2 separate regions of the Homo sapiens genome follow, and region 2 is linked to region 1. Evidence: read pairs that join two places in POLR2A ChIA-PET (ENCODE). Cell type or tissue: Caco-2. All regions are shown on one strand. Links, peaks and the distances in the headings refer to the core of each region. The heading gives the core; the rest is flanking DNA.

The links. Peaks named below come from ENCODE experiments on the same cell type or tissue, not always from the same donor. Only the 100,000 strongest peaks of a DNase experiment are listed, where the experiment ranks them.
Region 2: POLR2A ChIA-PET joins it to region 1 with 10 read pairs; 8 of 35 experiments call an interaction of 5 or more read pairs at or near these places.

Annotation. Positions count from the first base shown.
Region 1 is chr17:81,718,512-81,730,347 of GRCh38, reverse strand. It overlaps SLC25A10 (solute carrier family 25 member 10), which reads right to left. Exons shown (of 11, transcript NM_012140.5): 10 at 10,461-10,517; 11 at 9,336-10,372. The coding sequence ends at 10,271. Among named protein-coding and RNA genes, the nearest start is that of SLC25A10, 12 kb to the right of the region's middle. RefSeq lists a silencer at 1-196 and an enhancer at 7,340-7,881. In Caco-2, for the core only: no CTCF peak of the experiment used is centred there; no DNase peak of the experiment used is centred there.
Region 2 is chr17:81,803,212-81,812,706 of GRCh38, reverse strand. It overlaps GCGR (glucagon receptor), which reads right to left and starts at 8,557. Exons shown (of 14, transcript NM_000160.5): 1 at 8,458-8,557; 2 at 3,629-3,865; 3 at 2,823-2,925; 4 at 1,775-1,882; 5 at 1,576-1,697; 6 at 1,379-1,485; 7 at 1,147-1,303; 8 at 897-1,056; 9 at 761-821; 10 at 455-524; 11 at 42-130. The coding sequence starts at 3,688. It overlaps LOC105376789 (a long non-coding RNA gene), which reads left to right and starts at 7,962. Exons shown (of 4, transcript XR_001753046.3): 1 at 7,962-8,049. RefSeq lists an enhancer at 8,589-9,088. In Caco-2, for the core only: no CTCF peak of the experiment used is centred there; a DNase peak (open chromatin) is centred at 5,548; H3K4me3 peaks cover 1,446 bases.

The DNA of each region.
Region 1 (11,836 bases), core at 1,863-9,862:
CACTGCTGCCCTGTCCAGGCCCCTCCCAGCTCTTCACTGCGTGACCCAGCTCTGCCAAGGACTCAGACGTGGCCCTGGCCGATACCTCCCACCATGGCTTCCATTGTGTATATTTGTTTATAGAGTCTTGTGCCATGCATATTTTTAAAAATATTATATAATCAAATGTGTATCTTTTCTATAATTCACGGGTTTTAAATTTTGCTATATCTTGTTAAGGGAATGCTCTTTATCAGATCAAGGAATTGTTCTTCTACTACTAGGTTGCAAAGCAATTTTTTTTTTTTTTGAGATGGAGTCTTGCTCTGTCACCCAGGCTGGGGTGCGGTGGCGCGATCTCAGCTTACTGCAAGCTCCGCCTCCCGGGTTCACGCCATTCTCCTGCTTCAGCCTCCCCAGCAGCTGGGATAATAGGCACACGCCGCCATGCCCAGCTATTTTTTTTTTTGTATTTTTAGTAGAGATGGGGTTTCACCGTGTTAGCCGGGATCGTCTCGATCTGACCTCATGATGTGCCCACCTCGGCCTCCCAAAGTGCTGAGATTACAGGCGTAAGCCACCGCGCCCGGCATTGCAAAGCAATTTTTAAAAATTGCAAATGAGGCCAGGCACGGTGGCTCACTCCTGTAACCCCAGCACTTTGGGAGGTTGAGATGGGTGGATCACGAGGTCAGGAGTTCGAGACCAGCCTGGCCAACATGGTGAATCCCCGTCTCTACTAAAAATACAAAAATTAGCCAGGCATGGTGGCGGTCACCTGTAATTCCAGCTATTCAGGAGGCTGAGGCAGGAGAATCACTTGAACTCAGAAGGTGGAGGTTGCAGTGAGCTGAGATCATGCCATCGCACTGCAGCCTGGGTGACATAGCGAGACTCTGTCCCCAAAAATATAAATAAATTAAATTTTTTTTTAATTAAAAAAATAAAAGTTGCAAATGAGTATTTTTCTTTTTTGAGACGGGGTTGCACTCTGTTGCCCAGGCTGGAGTCCAGGGCCACCATCACGGCTCACTGTAGCCTCAACCTCCTGGGCTCAAGCAATCCTCCCACCTCAGACCCCCAGTAGCTGGGACCACAGGTGTGCGCCCTGTGCACATATGCACCATGCTTGCCTAATATTTTCTTATTTTTTTAGATGGGGTTTTGCTACATTGCCCAGGCTGATCTTGAACTCTTGAGCCCAAGGGATCCACCTGCCTTGGTCTCCCAAAGTGCTGGGATTGCAGGCATGAGCCATGACCCCTGGCCCCTGCAAATCAGTATTGAATTGCACAAAATGCTGTTTCTGTAGCTGTTGAGATGCCTGCAGAAATTTTATTCTTTAATTTTTTTTTTTTTTTTTGACGGAGTCTCGCTTCGTGCCCAGGCTGGAATGCAATGGTGCGATCTTGGCTCACCGCAACCTCTACCTCCCAGGTTCAGGCGAGGGTCCCGCGTCAGCCTCCTGAGTAGCTGGGACTACAGGCACACTCCATGATGCCGGGCTAATTTTTGTATTTTTACTAGAGACGGGGTTTCACCATGTTGGCCAGGCTGGTCTTGAACTCCTGAGCTCAGGTGATCCGCCTGCCTCGGCCTCCCAAAGTGCTGGGATTACAGGCGTGAGCCACCACGCCCAGCCTCCTTTACTCTTAATGTAACATGCAGATAACATTAGTTAGTTTCCTGACATTGAAATTCTGATATAACCCCTACGTGATCATGAGGTCTGACATTTCTTATATGCAGCTGACTTCAATTTATTAATAGTTTATCTAGGCTTTCTACATCTACAGTCATGAAACAGATGTGTCTTAATTTTCATTTTGGAGTTGAGATCATGCTAGCCTTCTGTGAAAATTTCAAGACACGGATTTTTCTGTTCCATGAATGTTTGGTAAAAATTCACCCGTAAAACCAGCTAGAGCTGGCCAGGTGCGGTGGCTCACGCCTGTAATCCCAGCACTTCGGGAGGCCGAGGCAGGTGGATCACCGGGTCAGGAGATCGGAGACCATCCTGGCTAACACGGTGAAACCCCGTCTCTACTAAAAAATACAAAAAAATTAGCCGGGCGTGGTGGCGGGCGCCTGCAGTCCCAGATACTCAACTCAGGAGGCTGAGGCAGGAGGATGGTGTGAACCTGGGAGGCGGAGCTTGCAGTGAGCCGAGATCACACCGCTGCACTCCAGCCTGGGTGACACAGCGAGACTCCGTCTCAAAACAAACAAACAAGCAAAAAATGCTGGATACGGTGACTCATGCCTATAAATCCTAGCACTTTGGGAGGCGGAGGTGGGCAGATCACCTGAGGTTAAGAGTTCAAGACCAGCCTAGCCAACATGGCAAAACCCCATCTCTACTAAAAGTAAAAAAATTAGCCGTGGCAGGCACCTGTAATCCCAGCTATTCAGGAGGCCGAGGCAGAAGAATCGCTTGTACCCAGGAGGTAGAGGCTGCAGTGAGCCAAGATCAGGTCACTGCACTCCAGCCTGGGTGACAGCGTGAGACTCTGTCCCAAAAAAAAAAAAAAAAAAAAAAAAGAGCAGACACCCAAGGGTCAACAAACCCAGGAGCAAAACCAACACCACAAAACAGGCACACACAATACACCCAGGAGGTAAAACTCGGGCCCAAAGCCAGCAGAGCAAACATGAGAAGATACCAGGAAAAGTATAATGAACCCGGTCTCCAGAGAGGCGGCAGCACGTCACAGCCAATACACACCAAAGATCGGCTCTTTCTCCCTCTCCTCATTGTCTTCGCGTCGTCAGCTTCGGCCTGCGCTGACTTGCCTCATGGTCACAAGATGGCTGCCAGCAGCCTCCAAGGCCATTTGCTGCGTGGTCCACGCACGACAGGAGCAGAGCTTCCGCCGGTAGGGCCCGGAGTGTCGTCCTTGCCCAACCCACAAGCTGGCAGAGAAGTTTCCATCCCGGAAGCTACAATAAACATCTTACATATCATTGGCCCAGTGTGGGTGACAGGCCCATGCCTAAACCAGTCACTGTGGGCCATGCCGACTGGTTTAAACCAACCCTATTCATGCTGGGAGCTGGGGTCAGGCCCTGGTGCCCTTGAGGCCCAAGGACTGGGGTGGGGTGGTAGCTGCTTGAATAAAACAGCAGGCATTTTACTAAGGGGTGGGGGGCAGGATGTCAGATGACCTGAAGCATCACGTGACTATTTATTTTATTATTTTATTACTTTATTTATTTTTGAGACAGTTTAGCTCTGTAGCCCAGGCTGGAGTGCAGTGGTGCAATCTTGGCTCACTGCAATCTCTGCCTCCTGGGTTCAAGTGATTCTCCTGTCTCAGCCTCCCGAGTAGCTGGGACTACAGGTGCGCGCCACCATGCCCAGCTAATTTTTGATTTTTAGTAGAAACGGGGTTTCACCATGTTGGCCAGGCTGGTCTTGAACTCCTGACCTCAAGTGATCCACCTGCTTCGGCCTCCCAAAGTGCTGGGATTACAGGCGCGAGCCACTGCGTCCGGCCTGAATTGCCACATGAGTATTTATGCACACCCAAAACAAAATGACCCGGAAAGGTAGAACATAAGGCAGGTACGGTGATATTAACATCAGACAAAATAGAAGTGAAAACAACAATGATTACATAGGACCTAGAAGAATATTCCATCACTGAAAAAAAGAATGGTCTGCCAAACGTAACTGTGTGACCATCAGAAGTGTGTCCACAGAGGCTGGACTGCATCAGGGCTCCCAGGGCATCTCTCCTCACGTCTTGCCATCAGAACTGGGTCACATGGAGGCCGGGCACAGTGGCTCATGCCTGTAATCCCAGCACTTTGGGAGGTGGAGGTGGGTAGATCATTTGAGGCCAGGAGTTCAAGACCAGCCTGGCCAACCTGGTGAAATGCCATCTCTACTAAAAATATAAAATTAGCTGGGCATGGCGGCGCATGCCTATAATGCCAGCTACTTGGGAGGCTGAGGCGGGAGAATCACTTGAACCAGGAGGTGGAGGTTACAGTGAGCCAAGATGATGCCACTGCACTCCAGCCTGGGCGACAAGAGCGAAACTCCATCTCAAAAAAAAAAAAGAACTGGGTCACATGGTTTGCCACCACTCACCCGCCTCTCCCCTGTCTGGGCAGACTGGTGGGCTCTGTGCCACTAAGATGTTTACCTGAGACTAAAGCGGCAAGCGCAGACACGGAGCTGGATCACGTCAGGAAGGACTGTGAGGTGCACAGAGGATTGGACAGATCCAGAACCACAGGGAGAACCTTTCACACGCAATCTCAGAATTTACAAGGTTGGCTCAACATAACCAAGCAAGGACATAGAAGATTTAAACATTACGGCTGGGCATGGCAGCTCACACCTGTCATCCCAGCAGTCTGGGAGGCCAAGGCAGGCGGATCACTTGAGGTCAGGAGTTCGAGACCAGCCTGGCCAACATGGTGAAACCCCGTCTCTACTAAAAATACAAAAGTTAGCCAGGCGTGGTGGCAGGTGCCTGTAGTCCCAGCTACTCGGGACGCTGAGGCAGGAGAATTGCTTGAACCCAGGAGGCGGAGGTTGCAGTGAGCCTAGACCGAGCCATTGAACCCCAGCCTGGGCAATAAGAGCGAAACCTTGCCTCAAAAAAAAAAAAAAAAAAAAAAAAAGAAGATTTGCACATTACAATTAGCATGCCTAATCAAAAAGTCATGAATACCCAAATTAAGCTGTGTAACCAAGAGACAACACGTGTTCTTTTCAGACGTGCATGCAGCGGTTCACAAAAGTGTAGCGGGTACGAGACTGCAATAAAAATCTCCATAACTTCAGAAAACCAGCTGGGCCATGGCTCATGCCTGCTGTCCCAGGGCTATGGGAGGCCAAGGCCAGAGGATCGCTTCAGCCTAGAAGTTCAAGCTGCAGTGAGCTATTATTGTGCCATCTCACTCCAGCCTGGGTGACAAAGCGAGACCCCATCTCAAAAATAATAATAATTATTGTTATTTTTTGTTTTTTTTGAGATGGAGTTTCGCTGTGGTTCCCTAGGCTGGAGTGCGGTGGCACAATCTTGGCTCACTTCAACCTCCGCCTCCCAGGTTCAAGTGATTCTCCTGCCTTAGCCTCCCAAGTAGCTGGGATTACAGGCATGGGCCGCCACACCCGGCTAATTTTGTATTTTTAGTAGAGACGAGCTTTCTCCATGTTGGTGAGGCTGGTCTTGAACTTCTGACCTCAGATGATCGGCCCACCTCAGTCTCCCAAAGTGCTGGGATTACAGGAGTGAGCCACTGCCCTCGGCCACACACAAAAAAATATTTTTAAAGTATGAGCTTCAGGCTGGGCGTGGTGGCTCACACCTAAAATCTCAGCACTTTGGGAGGCCAAGGCAGGTGGATCACCTGAGGTCAGGAGTTCGAGACCAGCCTGGCCAACATGGCAAAACCCTGTCTCTACTAAAAATACAAAAATTAGCCGGGCATGGTGGCGCATGCCTGTAATGCCAGCTACTTGGGAGGCTGAGAAAAGAGAATCGCTTGAACCCGGGAGGCAGAGATTGCAGTGATCATACCTCCCGGGAGGCAGAGGTTGGAGATCGTACCACTGCACTCCAGCCTGGGCAAAAAGAGCAAAACTTCGTCTCAAAAAAAAAAAAAAAAAAAAAAAAAGAAAATATGGAGAGCCAAGTGATTGATGATAAGGCAGACGCTCAGGCCATAGTGGGGAGCAGAACCAGTGTTCCAGAAGCTTCCAGAAGCCACTGGTGCCACCTCCCAGTTACAGGTTTCCCAACCCACACCCTTCTGACTTTATGGGGACTGTTTCCCCTTTTTTGTTTTACCACCTCAGTATGTGCTCCTAAATGCTACATTTCTTTTCTTTTTTTTTTTTTTGGAGACGGAGTCTCGCACTGTCACCCAGGCTAAACTGCAGTGATGCGATCTCAGCTCACTGCAACCTCCACCTCCCGGGTTCAAGCGATTCTCCTGCCTCAACCTTAGCTGGGGTTACAGGTGCCTACTACCACACTCGGCTAATTTTTTGTATTTTTAGTAGAGACAAGGTTTCACCACGTTGGTCAGGCTGGTCTTGAACTTCTAACCTCAGTATTCTCCCGCTTCAGGCTCCCAAAATGCTGGGATTACAGGTGTGAGCCGCCGCACCCGGCCCTACATTTTCATTTTGCTTCTTTGTTTATTGAGACAGGGTCTCACTCTGTTGCCCAGGCTGGAGTGCAGTGGTACAATTTCAGCCCACTGCAGCCTCCACCTCCTGGGCTCAAGTGATCCTCCCACCTCAGCCTCCCGAACAGCTGGGACCACAGGCGTGCGCTACCACACCTGGCTAATACTTAAAAATTTTCGTAGAGATGGAGTTTCACTAACTTGCCCAGGCTAGTCTTGAACTACGGGGCTCAAGTGATCTTTCCACCTTAGACTCCTGGGTAGCTGGGACTACAGGCACGCACCACCACGCCCATCTCCATTTGTGTCCAAGTTTCTATAAATACATGTTTTCTTTCCTCCTGGGTACGTACAGAGGCGTGGAATTACTGGGTTAGATGGTAACTGTGTTTAACACTTTGAAGAACTGCCAGACTCTATTCCACAGCGGCCACACCACCCTCCATTCCCAGTAGCGCTGGATGGTTCTCATTTCTCCACAGCTTCACCAACACTTGCTCAGTTTCTGTCCTTTTGATTTTAGCCTAGTGGATGCTGCCGCATCTGTGGTGGTTTGGATTTGCATTTCCTTAACAACTGATAATGCCGAGTGGTGTCTCCTGTGTTTATTGGCCATTTGTATACCTTCTTTCCCATCCTGTGCCATTAACAACTTTCTTTCTTGTAAGAGTTTTCTTATATGTTCTAGACTGTAGTCCCTTATCTGATACGATTTACAGAGATTTCCTCCCATTATGCGGGCTGTCTCCCGCTTTCCTGATAGTGTCCTTTAAAGCACAGAAGTTTTTTTGTTGTTGTTGTTGAGACAGTTTTGCTCTTCTAGCTTAGGCTGGAGTGCAGTGGTGCAATCTTGGCTCACTGCAACCTCTGCCTCCCGGGTTCAAGCGATTCTCCTGCCTCAGCCTGCCGAGTAGCTGGGACTGGTGTGCTCCACCATGCCTCGGTAATTTTTTGGTATTTTTAGCAGAGATGGGGTTTCACCATGTTGGCCTGACCTCAGATGATCCACCCGCCTCGGCCTCCCAAAGTGCTGGGATTACAGGTGTGAGCCCCCACGCCAGGCGAATAGACTTTTCTTTCCCCACTGAATTGTCTTGGCATCCTTGTTGAAATTTCTTGACAATAAATGATTATTGTGTAACTTTTTGTAAACTATGAAGTCACTTAAAAAAATGCATGGAGGCTGGATGCGGCGGCTCATGCCTGTAATCCCAGAACTTTTGGGAGGCTGAAGGGGGTGGATCACTTGAGGTCAGGAGTTTGAGACCAGCCTGGCCAACATGGTGAAACCTCGTCTCTACTAAAAATACAAAAAGGAGCCAGGCTTGGTGATGTGCACCTGTAGTCCCAGCTACTCATGAGGCTGAGGCACGAAAATCGCTTGAACCTGGTAGGTGGAGGTTGCAGTGAGCTGAGACCTCACCACTGCACTCCAGCCTGGGTGACAGAGCAAAAATCCATCCAAAAGGAGAGAAAAAAAAAAAAAAAAAAAAAAGCACGGAAATGACTGCTGACTCAGCAGGTGACTGCTGAAATGCTGACTCAGCAGGGTCCAGATCTCTCCCTGGCCCCCAAGCGTGAAACTGACTGGCTTCTGGCCTTCGGACCAGGTGGCCTGCAGGGCCTGTGGGTTAAGGGCCATGAAACCACAGGACTGACATCCCCTCTGACCTACCCCCACCCTGGGCCTGTGCCCTGGACCTGGGGAGCTGTGGCTTCTGTGGAGGGTGGGTAAGGAGCCCTGCCCACTGGCCTCCTCTCCCACCCCACCCTCTGCACCCTGCCCTGTGGTGGCCCACTGCCAGGCCTGGCCCTGCCAAACCAGACTGGGCACTTTCATCCCCTGACTGGCACTGTCCCAGTGGGGCTGACTGCAGGGAGGGGCTGGGGGTGATGCCAGCCTCTGGGGTGGCCCCGGTGCCCTGTCATGATGGCCGCTTCCTCCAGGGCTCCCATCAAAGCAGCTCTGAGAATGTGGTCCCTCCATCTGCAGATTTTGGGATTTGCTGGCTAGAGCTGCCTTTCTGAACCACCTGGTTTCTCAGGAAGCAGCAGCCTTCCCCCTGAACCTACCCAGCCACTCCCTGGGTGTGAATTTCCAACCTGGGCACTGGGTACCATGTACAAACCTCAGAGCTCCCACTGGTCCCCAGTTCAAACAAAACCAGCTCTTCACAAAATGCACATGGCAGTCAGAGAAACTTGAGCACTGAATGGATATTCAAGGATATCAAAGATTTTTTTTTTTTCTGAGACAGGGTCTTGCTCTGTTCTCCAGGCTGGAGTGCAGTGGCGCAATCATGGCTCATCGTGGCCTAAATCTCCTGGGCTCAAGTGATCCTCCCACCTCAGCCTCCCAAGTAGCTGGGACTACAGGTGCATGCCATGACGCTCAGGTAATTTTTAAATTTTCTGTACAGATGGAGATCTCACCATATCGTCCAGGCTAGTCTCGAATTCCTGGGCTCAAGAGATCTTGCCTCAGCCTCCCACAGTGCTGGGATTACAAGTATGAGAGATCACACCCGGCCCACCATTACATTCTTTTTTTGAAATGGGGTCTCGCTCTGTCACCCAGGCTGGAGTGCAGTGGTGCGATCATAGCTCCCTGCAGCCTCGAACTTGCAGGCTTAAAGGATCCCACCGCAGCCTTCCAAGTAGCTGGGACTACAGGCTGTTTGCGCCACTGCACTCCAGCCTGAGTGACACAGTAAGACCCTGTCTTAAAAAAAAAAAAAAGGGCATCTTTGGGAGGCCAAAATGGGCAGATCCCCTGAGCTCAGAAGTTTGGGACCAGCCTGGGTAACATTGTGAGACCCCAACTCTACAAAAACATACAAAAATTAGCCAGGTATGATGGTGCACGCCCATAGCACCAGCTACTTGGAAGGCTGAGGTAGAAGACTGGTTTGAGCCCAGGAGGCCCAGGTTAGTAAGCCAAGATCGTGCCACTGCACTCCAGTCTGAATGACAGAGCCAGATCCTGTGTCTGAGACCCTCAACCCCAGCCTCACCGTCTTGTTCCCTTCCCCCCACACCGGTTTTGGTTCCTCCTACTTCCCCAATTCCTTCATCCAAATGCACAGCGAGGACCCTGGCTCCTCCCCAAAAGGCCTTGGCCCGGTCCTCCTTAGGGGGTGCAGGGGGTCCTGCTGGTCTGGACAGCAAGGCAGCCAGCGGGCAGGCAGCGCAGGCAGGAACAGATGTGGCAGCTCCCGGCATTTATTGATTGCAGCCCCCACAGAGCACACTGCCCTTCCCAGGTGGGGTGAAGCCCAGCGACCAGGGAGGCAGAGGATGCAGCATCCGCCCCGTCGGACTCCTTGTCGGGGAGAAGGCCCTAAGGAGGAACCGCGGCCCGCCTGGGCCATTCCCCCAGGGAGCCAAGCGGGGGGGCCCAGGTGCCCGAGGGACGCAGGCACAATCCCTGAAGACAGAGACCGCCTGCTGGTGAGTGGAGAGGCTTTGGCAAAACTAACTGTTAAAGCCACTGCAGGGCAGGCAGCGGTGCGCGGGACCTCGGTGGCCCTCGACCCTCACCCACAATGGCTCCAGAACCACCCTGGGCCACTCCCTCCCAGGCACTCGCTTGTGGTCTGCGTTGCTTGTTCATCCCACCCAGCTGCGGGGTCTCGCGGGGAGTTGCAGCTGCCCGAGGACATGGAAGGTCTGGTTGCTCTCAGCAGACACGAAGTGCAGAGCTAGCACTTGGGTGAGCAACAGCCAGGCTGCACCCACACTCTGCCACCCAAGTCCTCGATGGAAAGTGCTGGAAGATGCTGCTTTGGGCATCGGGGGCAGGAGGCAGGGATAATACCCCTCCCCTGGCCCAGGAGAGGGGAGAAATCAGCCTCTGGTAGCCCCTGTTCCCCTGAGGAGCTGCCAGCGGGAGAGGGGCAAGGCCACGCAGTGCCCAGCCGGGAGAGCCTGGTAGCCAGAGCGGGGGTGGTGCAGCTACAGCTGAGAGGGGACGAGGCCAGGAGGAGCTCAGCCAGCAGGTGGGGGGACAGCAGGGGCCTGCTGCGGAGGACGGGTGGCCACGGCCAGGGAGGTCGTGGCCCCAGGAGCAGGTGCTGGGCTTGGGACTCTTTGGAAGAACCTAGCGTGTCTGGCCTGGCAGCCCAGCCATTCCCACGGCTGGTCAGGATGGCACTTTGATGCCAAAGTTTTTGCGTAGCTGTTCCAGAAACACAAAAGTGAGCACGGTGTGGGGGATGAGGCGGATGCCAGCTGGGACGAGGCCCTGGAGGGAGACAGGGAAAATGAGAGACACAGAGCCCGAAGGGGCCCGCTCCCCATTGCCCAAGCCGCCACTGCCGCCACCACTGCACCTTGTAAAAGGCCAGAGGCCCGAGCTTCGCTGTCTCCACGGCGCAGTGGAAAACGCCCTGCAGAAAACGCAGTGAAACAATCAAAAAGGCTGCTTCTCACCCAAAAGGCAACGAAAATCCCCTCCCAGGCACCAGCCAGGCACGGTGGCCTGGGCATTCTCAATGTGGGGTGTGGGTGTGGGTGTGGGTGTGAGCGGCGGCTGCTGGCTGGTAACAGGTGACCACAGGTCTGCAGGCACCAGCCAGGTCAACGGCCACCCTGCCTGCTCATGCGGTACAACCAGGGCCCGAGGGTGCAGCCCGGGGTCCAGTGGGCAGAGGGGGCTGTGAACAGAACCATGAGAATCAGGGATGCAGCACGGCAGCGTCAGGGAGAAGAAAAGGGACAGAGCTATGGGCTCTGCAAACGTGGAAGCCCCATGGAGTTGGCGGGGGCCCAAGACAGGAGACCCAGAGCACCTATGAGGCACAGACTGCCATGAACGGCACCACCTCTGTTAATCTGTGAAAGAAATGTTTTTGGCCGGGCACAGTGACTCACACCTGTAATCCCAGCACTTTGGGAGGCTGAGGCGGCAGATCACTTCAGGCCAGGAGTTCAAGACCAGCCTGGCGAACATGGCGAAACCTTGTCTCTACTAAAAATACAAAAATTAGCCAGGAGTGGTGGCACGTGCCTGTAATCCCAGCACTTTGGGAGGCCGAGGCAAGCGGATCACCTGAGGTCAGGAGTTCAAGACCAGCCTGGCCGACATGGTGAAACCCTGTCTCTACTAAAAATATGAAAAATTAGCCGGGCATGGTGGCGGGCGCCTGTAATCCCAGCTACTTGGGAGGCTGAGGCAGGAGAATCGCTTGATCCCAGGAGGTGGAGGTTGCAATGAGGGGAAAAAAAAAAGAAAGAAAAGAAATGTGTTTTTTTTTGTTTTTTGTTTTTTTAAGACAGAGTCTCGCTCTGTCATCCAGGCTGGAGTGCAGTGGTGCAATCTCGGCTCACTGCAACCTCCGCCTCCTGAATTCAAGCAATTCTCCTGCCTCAGCCTCCTGAGTAGCTGGGATTACAGGCGTGCGCCACCAGGCCCAGCTAATTTTTTTGCATTTTTAGTAGAGACGGGGTTTCACCATGTTGGTCAGGCTGGTCTCCAACTCCTGACTTGTGATCTGCCCGCCTTGGCCTCCCAAAGTGTTGGGATTACAGGCGTGAGCCACCGTGCCTGGCCGAAAAGAAATGTTTTAAGACAGTCTCACTCTGTCACCCAGGCTGGAATGCAGTGGTGCAATCTCGGCTCACTGTGGCCTGGACATCCTGGGCTCAAGGGATTATCCCACCTCAGCCTCCTGTGTAGCTGGAACTACAGGCATGCACCACCAAGCCT
Region 2 (9,495 bases), core at 1,496-9,495, 83 kb before region 1:
GGGTCTCCAGGTCTCGAGACGCCAGCTGCCGCGGCACCCACCGGAACTTGTAGTCTGTGTGGTGCATCTGCCGTGCCCGCAGCTTGGCCACGAGCAGCTGAACGATGCGGACGAAGATGAAGAAGTTGATCTGTGTGAGAAGGGTGCGAGTCAGGGGCATCCCGAGCCCCAGGGAACAGCTCTGTGCCCTTGGAAGGCCCCACCTGACCCTCCTGCAGGTGGGCCTGGCAGCAAGATAGGCCCTGGGCCACATAGCCCTGGGGCTGGTGGGCACACAGCCAGGGAGGAACAGCCTGGCTCAGTGTCCAGGGTGCTGGCCAGTGTCCTGGTGTCCTGTCTGGGTGCCGGCTCCCTCCCAGCGCTCTCAGACAGGATGCTGCTGTCTCCTGGGGCAGCCTCAGGACGCCAAGGGAGGAGGGGCCTGGGGTGCGCTCCTGGCTCTTCATTTCCTCACCAGGATGGCCAGGAAGACGGGGAACCGCAGGATCCACCAGAAGCCCATGTTGTCATTGCTGGTCCAGCACCTGCGAGGCCAGGCCACTCACATACTGGGGCACAGCCCCCAGCCCCTCCGCCCCTCAGCACCCCCGTCCCGATTTTGCCAGGATCTAATTCGGGTCTCAGAAAAGGAAGGGAGAAGGTCACAAATGACCCCCTCCCCAGGCACCAGGCTCATCCCCGGCCCCTCCCTGCCTCAGGCCAGAGCGCCGCACCCCAGCCCCCCGGTCCCTCCCCAGGCTGTCCAGCCGCTCATACTCACTGGACGTTCTCGAACAGACACTTGACCACTGCCCAGGGGACGACGAACAGCATGGGGGCACCTGTGGGGGGCAGCAGCTGTGGTCCCAAAGGCTTGGTCAGCCTGCCTTAACCCCCTCTCATGCCAGCCCACTCACCCCAGCCGATGCCCAGGTAGAGGCTGAAGAAGCTCCTCTCGGGGAGGGTGGCCAGGCCCAGCAGGTTGTGCAGGTACAGGCCCTCCACCAGCAGCCAGCAGTAGTTGGCCACGATGCCATATTGCATGAACACCGCGGCCACACGGCAGCCAGCCACCGCCTGGTACAGGTGCAGTGTGAGCGCGGCTACGTGGCCACCTGCCTGGCTGCCCACCCACCCACCTGCCTGGGGCCGCCGAGGGGGGCTCACTCCATCACTGAGCCAGGTGCTGACACTGAGGTCGTCGCCAATTTTCTGGCTGTAGCGGGTCCTGAGCAGCCCATCAATGACCAGCACGGAGCTGGCTTTCAGCACGAAGGACGCAAACAGATTCGCGTGGATGGCATTGCGGGTGCAGTGCAGCTTGCTGTGGGCACAGCCAGTCAGCGCCCGTCCTCCTCCCTGTCCTCTGCGGCCGCCCCGGGCGCTGGCGGAATCCTACCTGAGGCCCCCCAGGATGGCCAAGGCGAGGAGCAGGGCCCCCAGGGACAGGCTGTAGCCCACTGTGTACATCACCTGGAAGCTGCTGTACATCTTGGCCACCTCCTTCTGCGAGTTACAGTGGCCTGTGAGGGCCAGGCAGGGGCCCCCATGCCCGTTCCCATCCAGCCCCACCGCGCCTGCCTGCCGCCCACTGACCTGGACCTCAATCTCCTCGCCATCCATCTGGCACTGGGAGGCATCACGCCAAGGCTGCCCCCGGGGTCCACGCACCCACTGACCGTCGGGCCCGCATCTCTTGAACACGAAGCGGTGTTGCACTGGGGGTGTGGGGGGAGGCTGGGGTCAGCCCCACCCTGGGCCCGCCCCCCCCACAGTTCCTCCCCTCTATGGGTACCTTTGTGGTGCCAAGGCAGGTACCAGGGGCAGGAGATGTTGGCCGTGGTATTGGCGGGGGTGTCCGGCCAGCAGGAATACTTGTCGAAGGTTCTGTTGCACACCAGCTCTGCAGGGTAGGGTAGGGCAGGGCAGAGCAGGGCAGGGCAGGGTGGGAGAAGGGGCTCCCTCAGCAGGCCTCTCTCCTCTCTCTGGAAGCCTGAGCTCGGCCGTCACCTCGCCCAGGACATGGCCTGGGCTGCTCCCTCCCCCACTTGACCTCCACCTCCCCCATCTGACCTCCACCTTCCTCACCTGACCATCCACCTCCCCTGGACCAGCCTCCGCTAGCACGCCCAGCCCAGCCCTGAATTGCAGCTCTGCAGGACACCTTCCCTTGGAGACCCCCCATCTCAAATGTGCCCCAAACCCACACTGGGGTCCCCCATTCTCCGTGACCTTCTCTCAGCACCTCCCTCTCTGGGGGCTGAACCCCAATGCCATTTTCATCCTTCCCAGGTGCATCGCCAAACCTGTGGCTGCCACATCTGCTCCCTCTGCCCAATGGAGGCTGCCACACCTGCCCCCCTCTGCCCAGTGGTGGCTGCCTCCCTCATCCGAACCCAGGCACTGCCTCCCGGGTGAGTCCTCCAGCCCTATCCTCTCCCTGCACCCCAAGTGTCCAGGCCATGATATACACTCTCCACCCGAGCCCTCCCAGGCCCCTGGGTCCCAGCTTCCACGCCCTGGCACTGTCTGCCCACTGAAAACTCCACGGGGCTGTAGGTGGTATTACCCATCTGGGCCTGGGGGCAGCAGCAGCAGCCGGTTCTGGGGCAATGCCACCGTTCTGTTATTTCCTGGCTCTGCGGCCTGAGGCAAGTCCCCAGCTCTGTGGCTCAGTTACCTCGTTACCTCACCTGCCCACGGTGGTGGGGGCCTGAGGAATGACAGGGCCCCTTGGCGGGGTCCTCAAAGGCTGCATAAGCACCCAGGAACCTTCCCATGAAGAGAACTCAGGAAGTGCTGAGGCCAGGCACAGGCTGAAAGGCTCTGGGTGGGGGGCTCACCCGTGGGAGGGGGCAGCAGGCTCAGGTTGTGGTGACACTGGTCACCGTAGAGCTTCCACTTCTCAAACAGGAAGTCCATCACCTGAGCGGAGGGGACCTGTGGCTGGGGGACACATGCACAAGCAACCAGACAGACAGACAGACAGGCAGGCAGACAGACAGGCAGACAGACAGGCAGACAGGCAGGCAGGTAGATGGATAGGCAGATGGACAGACAGGCAGACAGACAGGCAGACAGGCAGACAGACAGGCAGGCAGACGGACAGACAGATAGGCAGGCAGATGGATAGGCAGATGGACAGACGGACAGACAGGCAGACGGACAGGCAGACAGACAGGCAGACGGGCAGACAGGCAGACAGGCAGGCAGACAGGCAGGCAGACGGACAGGCAGACGGACAGGCAGGCAGACAGGCAGGCAGACAGACAGGCAGGCAGGCAGACGGACAGGCAGACGGACAGGCAGGCAGACGGACAGGCAGACAGGCAGACGGACAGACAGGCAGCAGACAGACAGGCAGGCAGGCAGGCCGACAGACAGGCAGGCAGATGGATAGGCAGATGGACAGATGGACAGGCAGACAGACAGGCAGACGGACAGGCAGACAGGCAGGCAGATGGATAGGCAGATGGACAGATGGACAGACAGACGGACAGGCAGACAGACAGGCAGATGGGCAGGCAGACGGGCAGACAGACAGACAGGCAGGCAGACAGGCAGGCAGGCAGGCAGGCAGACAGAGAGCCATCAGTGTGCAGTCCTCACAGGAGGGCCCCTGGGTGCTGAGGGTGCTGTGAGTCCTCACCTGGCAGGCCAGCAGCAGCAGCAACAGCAGCAGGGGTCGCTGTGGCTGGCAGGGGGGCATGCCTCTGGGCAGCTAGCTGCCTCCCACATCTGGCAGGGGCTGCACAGCTGGGGCAATGCAGTCCTGGTGGGTGTGTACGCTCCTCCGAGGGCAGCTGAGTGGCAGAGCAGCAGAGCCTGGGGCGTCCTGGCCAGTGGGGTGTCCTCCCCTGAAGCTGCCCCTCTGAGCCTCAGGGTCCTAGGGATAAAGAGGGAGCTGGGGGCCGGGCGCGGCGGCTCACGCCTGTAATCCCAGAACTTTGGGAGGCCGAGGGGGGTGGATCACGAGGTCTGGAGATCGAGACCATCCTGGCTAACACAGTGAAACCCCGTCTCTACTAAAAATACAAAAAATTAGCCAGGCGTGGTGGCGGGCGTCTGTAGTCCCAGCTACTCGGGAGCTTGAGGCAGGAGAATGGCGTGAACCCGGGAGGCAGAGCTTGCAGTGAGCGGAGATCAAGCCATTGCAGTCCAGCCTGGGTGACAGAGCGAGACTCCGTCTCAAAAAAAAAAAAAAAAAAAAAGAGGGCGATAGGAGGGAGGAGACCCCAGGAGGAGTCACTCTTGCCACCCAGGGCTGGCTGGCTGGCAGCTCTGAGGGTCGCAGAGCCCCTCGTCTCATTGCTGGTGGCAGCCACCTTCCTGCAGGTTGACCCAATGCTCTTGGGTGGGGGACCAGCCTCCCCAGATGGTGACCTCCTCCCTCAGTTGACAGCCCCCGGCTGCTTCCTCACCATCCTCCTCACCTATTCTTAGCCCCTGGGAAAGCTGGCTTGCCAGGCTGACCTGAGCCAATGTGCCAAGCGTGAGGGTGGCGGTGCCTGGACCTTCCATCACTTGGCCCCAGTGCCACAGCGAGCAAAGTGGCTGGGCTGGCTTGCAGCTGTGCCAGGCCAAGTGTGTGGGGCCCACACTCAGGGGTCTGTGTCACATGTGTGCCCCCTGCCCAGCACCGGGGTGCCTAGGTGCCTCGTGGGTGCCGTGCAAGGCTCGGTTGGGCTTCCTGGATCCCATGGGACGCCACAGGCTGGCTGCACAGTCCTTTGAGGTTAGCACTGCGGGCGTCGACTTGGAGGAGGAGCTGGCCTAGGGTGGGGGCACAGGGTGGGGAGGACATCCCCCGTGGTGCCTGCCAGGGCTGTGGGAGTCACAGCCCCTGGTCCCCATGCCACAGCCAGCATCTGAGCTGGGAGTTCGGGGTGGCAACAGCTACACAAATCGGCCTTTCGTTGCTACAGAGCCCAGTTTCTGCACCAACTGAATTCTGTGGGAGAAGCAGGGAGGGTCTTCCTGTGGGTCCACGTGCATGTGCGGGGTCCCGCGAGTGGCTGGCTATGAGCCCCCGGGCTGTTACGGGCTCTTCTTTGGGGCACCCTCAAATGGAATAAGAGGTGTGGATGGATGGCTGGGCAGATGGAGGGCCAGCCAGCTGGAAGGCAGTGCCAGGGGGAAGCCGGGGAGAGGGGCAAGGAGATGGGCGAAGGCTGCAGCTGGAGCAGAGGGTTTCCGGGCAGGCCTGGACTGCTGGCTGCCACGGGACAGCCTGGATTTTAGCCTCCTCCAGGTAGCGGCTGGGTGAGCCCGCGTGGGGCCAGCTCCACCCAGGGCTGCCCCGCTAACGGGGCCTGAGATGCCCCAAGCAGTGTGACAGCTGAATGACAGGGACAGGCACCTGCGTCACAGACTGCTAAAGAGCTCCCAACCGCAGCCCTTGGACCCTGGGCTCATGTAGGGGCCGATGGGAGGCAGGACCCGTGTGTCGCTGATCCCCAGTTCCTGAGCCAGGTGAGCAGCCATGCAGGCTTGGTGCTGGGGCGAAGGACCCACAGAGTAGGGGCCTCTCCCTGGCGGAGACAGCGGCAGGCGGGTGGGGGAGGAGGGGCAGTTTTGGCGTCCCCAGCTCTGGGGTCACGCAAGGGGCCTTATCTTCCCTGATCCTGATCAAACAGCCCCATCTACTGCCACTGTCCTGGGCGGCTCCGGCCACTGAGCCGGGCTGGGTGAGGAGCAGCAGGAGCCGCCTCTCCCCACTGTGTGCACCCCCAACCCAGAGGGGCCCTGGACGAGGGGCACTGCTAGGTGGGCAGGCTCAGGGGTGCAGGGGAGACCTGGGGCTCTGGGCAGGGGACGGGGAGAGGGACAAGGGGCAGCTGGAGCAGGGTGGATGGTGGAGATGCAGGCGGGGGACAAGGAGGAAGGACACTGGCCAATGAGCTGTTCCCTGCCTGGGCGCCTCGAAGTGGGGGTGGGGGGGGACGCGTGCTCACCCTGGGGGGAGGACCACCCAGCCAGGAGCTCCCTGGGCAAAATGACAGCCCCTTAGAGCCCAGCGTGGCCAAGCCTGGCTCTGCCCCAACTCTGCCAGAGAAACAGGAGCCATTCGATGCCTGTCATGTTGACTCTAGAGCCACTGGGAGCACCCCCCAAGCCAGTGCCTCCACACATGAGGTCCTCGCGTGCCAGGGCCCCACCTTCCAGCCGGGCAGCCAGTCTGGAGACCCCAGCGAGCCGAGGGAGGGGTTGGCTGCCCAGTCCCCCAGGCCTTTCTTTGAAACAGTCAGGACCCAGGAGTGGGGCTCTGTGTCCCCTCAGCCTCAACAGAAGGTTGGGAAGGTGGGGCTGGGGATCCTGGAGGATTCCCCCGACAGCTCAGCATCCACAGGCCACAGGTGGGCTCCCCATAGGGCACCCCTAGTCCCGGATCCCTAGGGGTCAGGGCCTCTGAATACAAGAGGTGAGGTGGGAGGCAATTCTCCACTGGGTCTCTGATAGTGAGGCAGGAGGTGCAGAAGTGTGAGCGTCCTCCGTTCCCTGCGGGTGGTGGGTCCCATATGGGTAGGGAGACTCCAGCTCCTCACCCCAACAGGGGTGGGTGGAGCCGGGGGGGGACCAATTTCCAGCTGAGCACCCATGAGAGAGCCTGGCCTGGAGAGCAGGGCTGAGGCTGCTGTGGTCCTGGGACGGGGACGACGATTTAACTTCCCAAGTGGGGACCCTGCCCCATCACTGAAGGTGACACCAGCCTGAAGGGAAGAAGGGAGGCTCCTCTGTTGATCTCACCCAGCCCTCTCCCCCGAGAGGAGACACTGACACCCCCGGGCCCCGGTCAGCCCAGGATCAATGTTTGTTGACTGAAGGAGTGGACAGAAACTCCCAGCTGTGGAGCTGCCACTCGGGGCTCCCCGGGGCCACAGTGCTCCGTATTACCCTTCCGGCGACACAGCTGGTAGGTGGGACGACCCACCAGGGACCCCACCCTCCACCTTCACAGTCCAGGTGACCAAGCTCCTTCTCAGGCCTTGGAGTCAGCTGAGAATTAGGGGAGGGGTTCCCAAGGTGCCCAATAGGGGGGGTTCCCGAGGTGCCCAATGTGGGGGTTCCCGAGGTGCCCAATAGGGGGGTTCCCGAGGTGCCCAATGGGAGGGTTCCCGAGGTGCCCAATGCGGGGGTTCCCGAGGTGCCCAATGTGGGGGGTTCCCGAGGTGCCCAATGGGAGGGTTCCCGAGGTGCCCAATGTGGGGGGTTCCCGAGGTGCCCAATGGGGGGGCTCCCGAGGTGCCCTGCCCGCCTTCTCTAGACCCCCACCGCATGCCACCCCCTTCCTCCCTCCCACAGCTGCCTGCCGGGCCACACCAGCCACCACCAGGGCTTAGGGCCACCTGAGCTCCACTGCCCCGGCCGCTTTGCAGGGCTGGCACCCCGTGTCCTGTCCCATGTCCTCCCTGGCAGAACACGTGACTCTTGGGCGCTCCTGGCTGCGTCAGGCTCCACCGATTCCCACTGGGGGCGGCTGAGGGACCCGCAGACCTGGAGCTGGGCCCCCAGGATGGGTGGAGCGGCCACTGGTCCAGGAAGGCAGCGGGGCTCCCAGGGCGTCCGCAAGGGGCCTCTCAGACGCTTTGAGGAGCTCCGGGATGGGAGCCGGGATGTTTTTGTGAAACCAGAGAAGGTAGTGGAAGGTCAGGGCACCGGGGCGGGATCAGGGGCCACAGGCTGTTGACAAAGCCCTATCCCTGCGCCCTCACCCCGTGGGGGCGGGGCAGGCGTGGGTGCACCCAGACCCCCCAACCCTGATGTCCCCAATACCAAGGGCAGAGAGCAGCCCTGGCCGGTCCTTGGAGGATGCGGGCGCCGAGGGGGCCGGGGTCAGTCGGTTCAGAGTCGGAGCATAAGCCCGGTGGCCGAGTCGGCCGGGTGGTGGGGCGCCGGGGGGGCCGGAGCCGGGCAGGGCAGTGACCCGCTTGCCGGGGTCAAAGTCGCCAGTGTGGGCCGCGGAAGAGGAGCGGCCAGGCGGGGCGCAGACACCCCTCACCCCATCCTGGGCCGCGCCGGTGCCACCGGGCAGTCCTCGGGGCAGGAGCCCACCGAGGGGAGACAGCGCTGGTGAGACCCCGCGCCTCGGGGACGCGTCCGCGGCGCTTTGTGCGCTCCCCAGGGCGGCGGGGCCCGGGGCCCTGAGTGGGGAGTGTGGCCGCTGCAGTGTGGCCGCCGCAGGGCGCCAGGCGGCCAGCGACACCCCCGCCCCCAGCCGCGCCCCCCAGGACCAGAGAACGGGGGAGGGGCTGAGACCCCTGGACCTGCCCGACGGTGCAGGACCGGGTGGTGTCCGAGCCGGGGTTGGGAACGGGGGTGTCTGACGGGACTGAGGAGCGCACCAGCCCGGACCCCGGAGACCGCCCGGCCGGCTCCCCGCTCCCCGCGCCCCCGGCCCCGCCGCGCCCGCCCCGCGGTCTCTGTCCCCACCGGGTCGACTCCCCAACGTCCCCTCGGGGCCGCGGCCCAGGTGCTCACCGCGCGGCGCTGCTCGGGGGTCGGCTTGGCTCCCCGCCGTCCTCTGGGCGCGCTCGGGTCGGGCGCCGGTGACCGCTCGTCTTCGCGGCGCTGCCAGATCGGGGTCGGTGCAAACTTTCCGGCGGCGACGCAGGGCGAGGGCGGCGGCGGAGGGCGGGCTCGGGGGCGGCCCCGCGGGGGTGGGAGCGGCAGCCGAGGGTCCCCGCCCGCCCTCCGCGCAGCCTCCCGGCGAGCTTCGGTCCTGCCCACCCTGCGCAGGGAGCGCCTCGTACCCCGGCCATACGCAGACTCGGCGCGCTGAATTCCACCCCGCGGACCCGCGCCCCACAGACCTTTGTCCCACGGGTCCTGGTTCCGCAGACCCTAATCCTGCAGACCCCTGAGCCCGCGGACCCTGGCCCAGCAGGTGGTGGTCGCGGTGGGTCCCAGCTCCGGGAGGGGACGCCCTGGGACGCGGAGGGGCGCGCGGGCGTGGGGGCCGTGGCTCAGCCCCCCTTCCTCTCGCTCCCTCCGCCTCCCTGGGCGCCCCCTCGCCCCCTTCCTCTCGCGTCCCCGGGTTCTCGCCCCTTCTTTCCTGATGCCTGCCTGATTTTCTGGAAAGACCGACACCCCCAGTCGCCCCCACCGCGGCTCCCGGTTCCTTCCCCTGCAGAGCAGACGGGGGCTGGAGTAGGGGCCAACATGGGTGACATGGGTGGACCGGCAGGGCGGTCCCTGGGGTGCCCTTTAACTCTTTCTGTGCCACATCCCCGGTCTCTGGCCAGTCCTGTCGCGCTAAGGCCCCTCCAGCAGCGCTGACCCTGGTCCCCCACCTGCTGGTCCTGCGGCCGCGGGGCGCTCTCTCCTCCGTCCCACCCGCTCCTTCCACACCACCTCCTTTCCTGGGAGTGGAGAAGCCCCAGCCAGAACCCCTGCCTTCCCCAAGAGGCACGCTCAGAGGGACATTCTCCCCTTCCTCACTCCCCCTAGAGCCACATCACACCTGGCTTTGGGGCCCTAGAACCTCAGCCCGCGCCCCTCCCCTTCCACCCCCAGCCA